2 separate regions of the Homo sapiens genome follow, and region 2 is linked to region 1. A link is a contact called in ENCODE Hi-C or POLR2A ChIA-PET data. All regions are on one chromosome and are shown on one strand. The core of a region is the stretch at or near the end of the contact, and the rest is flanking DNA. Distances in the headings are between cores, read along the strand shown.

The links. Hi-C counts contacts between places; a loop is a spot of excess contacts on that map. ChIA-PET counts read pairs that join two places held with the same protein, here RNA polymerase II (POLR2A). Pooled maps may share reads with other maps.
Region 2: a map of HepG2 shows a loop between it and region 1 (22-fold over the local background). The contact joins two enhancer-like sites. A Hi-C loop is called at or near these places in 9 of 168 maps with a recorded cell type or tissue (Caco-2, Calu3, GM12878 and 5 more), 10 of 37 single-sample maps with no recorded cell type and 14 of 50 pooled maps. POLR2A ChIA-PET finds 5 or more read pairs at or near these places in 1 of 52 experiments (MCF 10A).

What each region holds. Positions count from the first base shown.
Region 1 is chr20:52,746,944-52,751,403 of GRCh38, forward strand. No RefSeq gene overlaps it. Among named protein-coding and RNA genes, the nearest start is that of LINC01524, 130 kb to the left of the region's middle. Within about 2 kb of position 1,333, at least 3 of the 41 ENCODE cell types and tissues checked have a DNase peak (open chromatin) inside an H3K27ac peak, as active enhancers do.
Region 2 is chr20:53,214,337-53,218,587 of GRCh38, forward strand. The region is part of intron 1 of TSHZ2 (teashirt zinc finger homeobox 2); the gene reads left to right. Among named protein-coding and RNA genes, the nearest start is that of TSHZ2, 240 kb to the left of the region's middle. Within about 2 kb of position 2,880, at least 2 of the 41 ENCODE cell types and tissues checked have a DNase peak (open chromatin) inside an H3K27ac peak, as active enhancers do.

The sequences.
Region 1 (4,460 bases), core at 83-2,582:
ATGGGATGTAGGCCTGGAGGGGCTGACAGCCATGCTGATATCATATGAACCTGGGAGGGGAGCCAACTTGGAGAGGAGCTGTGCTGAGGGATGGCACGAATCATATTCTGGGGATTCAGTGACATCAGTCAACAAGGCCCCATTAATAATTAAGCCAGTTTAAGTTAAAGATTTCTGTTATTGGCTACAGGGCGCAGAGGAACGAAACACTTGATATAAGATTTAAACAAATTGAAAATGTTTAAATTAATTATTTTCTTTTTACAGATGCACTGAAACTTTTATTCACAAACTTAACTCAAAGTATCCTAATTTAAGACATAGTCAGGGAGCAAAGAGAGTGCAGAGTTAAAAATTACTGTCTTTAAAGTCAGTAGACCTGAGTTCTAGTCTTACCTCTACTGCTTTATTTTAAGAATGTAGTCATTAATTCAGTTAAATAGCCAATATTTTTTGAATGCCTGTCCATATGTTACAAACTCATTTCACCTGAGCATGATATGAAAAAAAACTAAAATTTTTAGCCATGTAATATGTAATTTGGGGTAAGTTTTTTTTTCATTTCTGTAAACTAGTTTCTTCATTTGTAAAATGGTAACAGTAATTGTAATCACCTTATCACACATGAATGATACTTTGAGTCGTATTTTGCCTTTTGAACATATACAGTTATTTGAAGAAAGGTCTTTACCTTGAAAGACATGACTAGAAAACAAAGATACATATGTCCTTGGGTGTAAACACTCCTGTCTGCAAGGGTCTAGCTCTGATGAACTCTGAAGGTCATTTCCAAGAGAGCAGTATTAGTTAGGATGCAGAAAAGGCTGCTGCTATATGAAAATACAATGGTTTAAATGAGCAGTAAATGGCGTTTCTCTGATGGAACAGTGCAGAACATCATCCAAGGTCGGTAAGGTGACTTAAAACTACCAGGGACATTGAGCTTTCTGTCTTACTACTTTGCTGCCTCTAGGGTGCAGCTCTTGTCCACATGGTATAGATCTCATCCTCCTGGACAAAGATGCCTGCGCTCCCACCCTCAGGAAGACGGGAGGGGAGAAAGCGGAGGGAACCCCTCCTTTCCTGTTAAGGACACGACATGGAATCTGGAAACTTCCACTTCCTCTCACACCTCATTCGCCAGAACTTAGTTATATGGTTATATCGAGGTGCAGGGGAGCCTGGGGAATATAGCCTTTAGCTGGGCTCCTTTGTGCCAAACAAAAACTACTGTTACTGTTGGACAAGGGGAGAATAAGTATTGGGGGCACCTGGCATACTCTGCCACATCTATTATTCCATATCAGAAGGAAGGAACCGCACATTCATTAGCTCCAAATCTGTTCTTGCTTCTGGGTTTCAGCCATTCCTTGGGCAGCCAAGTGGGCCTACTTCCATCTGGCCTGTGCCGTAAATCCTCTTCCCTTTGCAAAGAGCATTTCTTGCATGTAAAGCGCAGAAATCCAGGGCCATCAGCCTCTCCTGGAGTTGTGTGTGTGTGAGTGTGTGTGCGTGCACGTGTGTGTGTGTCCAAAGTCATTCTTTGGCGGAAGGCTACCTCTATGTGAATAACGGGCCCACTTGTATTTTATATTAGCTTCTGCTTTATTTCATAATTTTTTAAGGGAACACTTTTTCCTCTCATGCAGGAAAATCTAATTATGCAGTGACAGCAGTTGGCTGACTCGGGCACAACACAACATGTCAATTTTCAGTTGCTTACACGGTCTCACAGAAACTGTTAGAAATTGTTTTGAAATCTGGCATACATTTCAGTCATGTTAATTCCTACAACTGTGCCAAACTAGATGAAATTTGGCTCCTCCACACTCTGGGGAAGGTGGGGGATTGAGAAAGGCGAAGTTGTTGTGTTTTGTTTTTTTTTTTCCCGGCAGTGACATCATCTCTTCATCCTCCCCTTATGATGAACGGTGTCCTCAAACAAGCCAAAAAGTAATATAACTTTATATTTACAAGACCGAGTGACAAAATGATGGCCAGAGACTGGAGCTGTGCTATAAAACGATTGAAGAAATACAGATGGCATGATGGTTTTTTTTTCTTCCAACAGATTTGTGCCAGATGTGTGAATATTGATAATTTCTCTGGAGCTCAACTCAAGGCACAATATAGATTTCTGTTTGATGGAGGGACAGGAGAGTGAGAATTCATCCCAGCGATGGTATTTACAGGAAATGTTTTGCCTCTTCTTCCAAATCTGTCAAAGCAGAACCAGAAATCCCAAATTTCCAAATGAGCCTCTGAGTCACCCTTTGTTCTGGACCCAATTTTTATCTCCTCAGTAATTGACAGACTGGAAAATTCATTTGTGAAAACATGTGGTAGGTTTCTAAAAGTGGAGCCTCTCAACTGGCTGAACTGATCCCTGTGCATCAATTCAGGGCATGAGTAGTAGCAAAATCTTAGAAAAGCATCTTAGAAAGGTATCCACTTTATCATCAGTCTTCTCCATAGAATCTTAATAATAAAAATATTTTAATAGAATGATATTTTTCAACACTTGTGATGGAAAAACTTGAAAAAATGTACTTATTTCCAAAGCTCTTCTAGGTTTCCTTTTTATTCTTTCTAGTATTCTAATACCCCTGAACCCATTTTAAAATAAGATTCTGGGAGCCAGAAAATTTCAATAAAGTTCAGTTTTTTAATCCAACTTTGATTTTGCTTAATATCAGACAGAATTATTGAAAAGATTTTTTTAAAAAAACAGAAATATTTATTATTCTTAGAAAGATTCAGCTTTGATCAAATAATTAAGCAAGTCAATTTCAAAATCAGTATAAAAATGTTTTCATATCTGTACCTTGCTATCTTCTGTGAAGCATTTCAAATGACTTTAGAGGAAGACATCTATAATGGAAAACATAAGTAGAGAAATAAGGAAGAGAGGCAAAAAGACAGAGAAAATAAAGAATTAGAAAACGACCAATGAAAATTGCCCAGGACATTGGGAATACCTTTTGGCTATAGTTGAAACTTGAATTTGCCTTCGAGCTTCTTGGTGGCCATAGCAAAAATGGAGACATGATCACTTACATCATTTTCTTTATCAGAAAGCAAGGACTACATCAGTTCCTTAGGGGAAGAAAGTTTACTCCTAACATTGAGGTATTAATGGTGGTTCTCAACTGCGGGCAGTATTACCCCCTCCCCTGGAATATTTCGCAATGCCTTGAGGCATTTTTAGTGGTCAAAACCCTGAGAGGGGAGGTGCTGCTCGCATCTAATGAGTAGGGGCCTGGGATGCTGCTACACATCCTACAAGCATCTTCACAACAAAGAATTATCTGGCCCCAAATGTCAACAATCCAAGGCTGAGAAATCCTGGGTTATAAAATAAATTTTTCATGTGGATATTCATAATGTCCTCGGTGATATTCCCACAGCACATGGCTTCGGAACAAGGCAGATCCAAGTTTAAATTCATGCTCCACCACTTAGCGGCTGTGTAACTTTTGGCAACTTGGTTAACTGTTCTAAGTCTCAGTTTCCTGGAGATAATTATGTAAATCCTATAGGGTTGTTATAAAGATTAGCAGGAATCACGTTTATAGAACATCTAGCACAGTACTTGGCACATAGGGAAAGCTCAGTGAATGTTAGCCATTAAAATAATTTCATAGGCAGAGAGAACACTAGAGTGTTATTCCCTGAAGATGGTTGTGGTCTGAGAGGGGCTGAAGGGTGAAGTTCTATTGTGAACTGTTTCATCTATTGATAGCCTTAAGAAAGCCTAGCGGCCAGGCACGGTGGCTCATGCCTGTAATCCCAGCACTTTGGGAGGCTGAGGTGGGGTGATCACGAGGTCAGGAGATCGTGACCATCCTGGCTAACACGGTGAAACCCTATCTCTACTAAAAATACAAAAAATTAGCTGGGCATGGTGGCGAGCACCTATAGTCCCAACTGCTTGGGAGGCTGAGGCAGGAGAATGGCATGAACCCGGGAGGCGGAGCTTGCAGGGAGCCGAGATTGTGCGACTGCACTCCTGCCTGGGCGACACAGCGAGACTCCATCTCAAAAAAAAAAAAAAAAAAAAAAAAAAAAAGCCTAGAAACGTGGATGAATGTATACGATGACCTTCCATGGGTATCACCAAAGGGACAGTTTGAGGCTGAACCCTCAGCCAGGAGTTCAGAGTGCTGTTATTTGTAGTTGTTGGTTGAGCGCTGTAGCACATTCTTTAGAAATAAGATAAGCAGGTGGTAGAAAGACATATTAAATACTACTTATGCTGGTCACCAAGATGTCCAGACACTCTTTGATAGACTCCTCATGTAATACAAACAACACAGAGCCAAGTCGCATCTCACCTTCTAGAAACATTCAAGGGTCACCGCTTCAAAATTTAGTTGATCTCTTCTGAAAAACAAACAGAAAACAAATAAACCTGAAATTCTAGAATCTAAAAAACAAGTTCTGCTACCATTTTAACTTGT
Region 2 (4,251 bases), core at 1,630-4,129, 470 kb after region 1:
AGAAAAATGAAGCCGAGCAAGGGCTTAGTTGGAGGTGGAGGAAAGTGCACTTTCCTAAGACTGGTATGGGAAGGGGCTTTTAAGAAGACAGTGTTGCGAGGGCTCACGCCTGTAACCTCAACACTTTGGGAGGCTGAGGCCGGCAGATCACTTGAACTGGCCAATATCGTGGCCAAGACAAACCTGGCCAATATTGTGAAACCATGTCTCTACTAATAATATAAAAAATAGCCAGGCATGGTGGCACGTGCCTTTAATCTCAGCTACCTGGGAGGATTAGGCAAGAGAATTGCTTGAACCCGGGAGGTGGAGGCCGAGGTGACCAGAGATCATGCCACTGCATTGCACTCCAACCTGGGTGACAGAGCAAGACTGTCTCAAAATGAAAAGAAGAAGAAGACAATGTGAGCAGAGAAAGGAATGAAGCAGAAGGAAGGGAGGGTGTGTAGAGTGTCCAGTGCCTGCCTGTGCTTAGTAAGCACTCAATCAATAAACACTATTATTATTATAATTAATCTAAGAAGGAGCCCGTAAACCTGAGAGGAGAGTGTCATTGCAATGAGCTTGATTGAAGCAAGATTTGTGAAGGATGTGGCATTTAAAAGGTTGAGATAAGAGTTCATGGGGAGATGAGGGAAGGGCCATCTGAGGGAAAAGGAAGGATAAAAAATCCAATGGACACTGAGATCGGGCACACCAGTGGGCGGGACCCATAGGCTAATGTCCTCCTGCAGAAATGCAGTTTGGGTTTGTTTTTGCAGGGAGGTTGTTTGTTTGAGTTTTTTTTAAAGATTATCTCATCAAAACCTGAATTTCAGGCTACTGTGAGAAAAAGTAGAAAATCTAACAGCACTGAGCCCACTTTTCCACGTGGCAAACACTGGTCTAAGTCCTTACAGCCCTGCCACATCATCCCAAGATCACAACACCACTTCCCGGGATTCCAGTATATTGCGGTGGTTTTTAAGAGCAAAATAGCAGCATTTTGAGAGCTGCCTGTCATATGAAAAGCGTTCTCACCACACCCTTCCACTGTCTAACCATGCCACAGTATCTTGTTTCTCTTTTGGTTCTCATTTCCTGGTATATGGGAGAGGTTGAGTGGCTTTTGCCAGACATTTGCTTTCTTTCCAGAGCTCCTTCAGCTATGGTCTACAGTCAGAGTTCCATCATGGAGGCATCCTAGATTTTTTTTTTGCCTTTGGGAGGGGAGAAGTGAGGAAGAGACTATATTAAAAATGTAAGAAAGGCTGGGCACGGTGGCTCACACATGTAATCCCACCACTTTGAGAGGCCAAGGCAGGTGGATCACCTGAGGTCGGGAGTTCGAGACCAGCCTGACCAACATGGAGAGAAACCCCATCTCTACTAAAAATACAAAATTAGCCGGGCATGGTGGCACATGCCTGTAATTCCAGCTACTCAGGAGGCTGAGGCAGGAGCATAGCTTGAACTCAGGAAGCGGAGGTTGTGGTGAGCCGAGGTCGCGCCATTGCACTCCAGCCTGGGCAACAGGAGCAAAACTCCGTCTCAAAAAAAAAAAAAAAAAATTTAAAAAATGGTTTCATAGGGATGGGAAAAGAGGGGTCCCAGGCCTAATTCCCAGTCTTTCTCCTAGGGTTGAGCTCCTGCCCTTTTTCCCCTAAGGCCAAACACCTGTCTCTGATGTCTGATTCCTCTTCTCCCAGAATTCTTCATTTTGGCCAAGACCTTCTTCCCCAGTCAAATTCCCAGAGACTCATATCTGGAGGACAGAAAGGCACGACCTTAGCTCTTCCTCAGAATGAGGAATAGAAAACAGTGGGGGGCCAGCTCACTTTTTAATAAGACACTAGTATTTCAGCATTCTATGAAGTCAACACCCAAGGAATGTCCCTGTCATCTGTTCTCACCTTGCAATTGCTGGTCCTGTTGTCTTCCCCAGCCCTCTCCACACCTCACTTCACCAGCCAAGCCATTGTTGGCTCCTAAGCATTTCAGTTCCTGATGGAGGAGTAAGACAGGTAGTCAGGTAAAGCTGGAGTGAGGACAAATGGGACTGGGGTGGCGGAATCCCTGGCAGAAAGTCAAGGACGTGAACATACAAGGAAAAATAGGCCACAGCCAGAGCACTGAAGGCCACAAATGTGAACCCCTAGCTAGGATATGTCATTTTATGCCAGGCAAAATCAGGACAACAAAGGGTTCTCAAGCATAGGTGCGACCCAACCAACCCTTCACCAGCCAGGAACATTTTCTGGTGTTAATGCCATCTTAGAAAATGCTGTGAAAAGCTCCTTGCACTGAGCTAGTTTCTCATCCCCTGATGTTTACACCTCTCAAAGGTGCATGGAGCCCCACAATGTGTCACTCTCTGATTTGTCACCTGGAGAACACAGCGCAGACATGTTTGGCTGCTTTAATATTTCTCTATAAATCAATCCTCTTTCCCCTTAATCATGTGGGTTGTTCTTCTCTGAACTTGCTCCAATTTGTCTACATCTTGCTGGGACTGAGTTGTCTAAAAGTGAACACACCCTTCAAATGCGGGAACTCTCCCTGCAGCCCCTGGCAGCTCCTGGCGACTCACTTCACCGCCCGGAGAATTCCGTGCAGGGCTCCAGCGGTGAGCAGAGTTGGAAACGGCCCATCCCCAGTTTCCAAAGAGGCCGTGTCTTTCTGTTCCTGAGCGGGCCCGTTTGTTATTTTTAGTGTCTGATTGTCAGGCTGCGGCATTAGAAAGTCTGTGGTCGCATTACATATTCCAGAAAGTCACATTGCTGGTGATGTGCGGCTGTATCGATGGATGAGTAATTGCTCGCTGTCAGGCCCACCCGGTGAAGCTGTGTCCTCCCAAGTTGTGAAAGGGGGATAGTGCGAGAGCCGCACCTGCCGCGGCCCCACCTGTCTGCGCTTGGCCGATGCCAGCACCTGCAGCCTTTCGTACCAGCGCCCTCTGCTGGTCGGACGCCCCACTTCTGGGCGCTCAGGGAGCAGAAGGGGCCTGGCCTCACCCGACAGCCCCCTGGCTCTAGGCAAGTGAGATATTATTATTCCCATTTTAAAGACCAGATAACTGAGCCCCAAAGAAGCGAATATGTGGCTCACAAGCAGAAAGGGATAACAGATGGAAGAACAACAATAATCAGAACAGCAACGCCAGTGAACCGTTGCACATCACTTAATTTGCCAGGGGCTGCAAACCCACAGACAAATAATGGCAGAAAGTGCAGAGAGCCAGGCGCAATATAAGGAGTGGATGGGGACCATGGCAGATCCCTGGTGCTCAGTCTAGAGGAGGCAAAAGCGGTAAAGCTCTGCCACGCAACCACACAGGGCCAGTAACGTCAGAACTTCTCAGAAGGCATCTATCCTTAAGTGTGAAATTTCTCTGATTTTGAAACAATTCATGGGCCAAACAAAATATGGCTAAGGGCTACATTTGATCCACTGCCCCTGCTTGTAACCCCTGGTTTACACAGAGTTATCTGACTTACTATCTCATTTAAGTTTCACATAATCCTGTGATATCATTACTGGTTTTATCCTCACCTTTGCAAACAAAAAAACTAAGGTTGAAGGAAGTTATGCAAATCTAATTTATGTTAGAAAGGAGAGTCAGACCTAGGCTTTCACATCCCAAAGCATAGATTCTCCTCCCTGAACAATACAGACAAGTATTTTACTTTGGGAGAAAGGAGACTGGCTAGCCCAACACCCTCCTTTTTAAGAGTGAGAAAGCCGAGGCTCCTTTGAAGGAGCCGCAAATGGCAGGCTGCACTTTACAAACAGTCTCAAGTCTGGTTCTTTCAAGTCATGATGTTGTCCTTTATTCTGCACTAAATTTGTTTTCTAAAGACTACGCCTATAGGCTGAGGGCCTCTCACCTGTGATTAGAACATTTGCTTTGAGTAGCTTTCAAGGAACAGAGCTGTGTGTGTGCTGCACCAACCACATGGTCTCAGCTGGCACCTATTATAATTCAAATTGAGAGATGGGAAACATTGAGATGCATTAAGCAAGATCAAACTTTACAACAGTTGGCACAGGGGCAAATGAATTCGGCTTGCCGACTTATTTGTTCGGCCCACACAAACCACTAAATAAATAGATAATCGTAATAATAATGTACACAGCATTGCCAAAATTTGTCAATCAGGTGATTTCGCATAAAAATTCAATTTCTCATATTCTTTTGCAAAATCCAAACATCTACCGCATTGGTTCTATATTCGCAGATGACGAGATTAGCTGGAGCTATGTTGTTGCCAC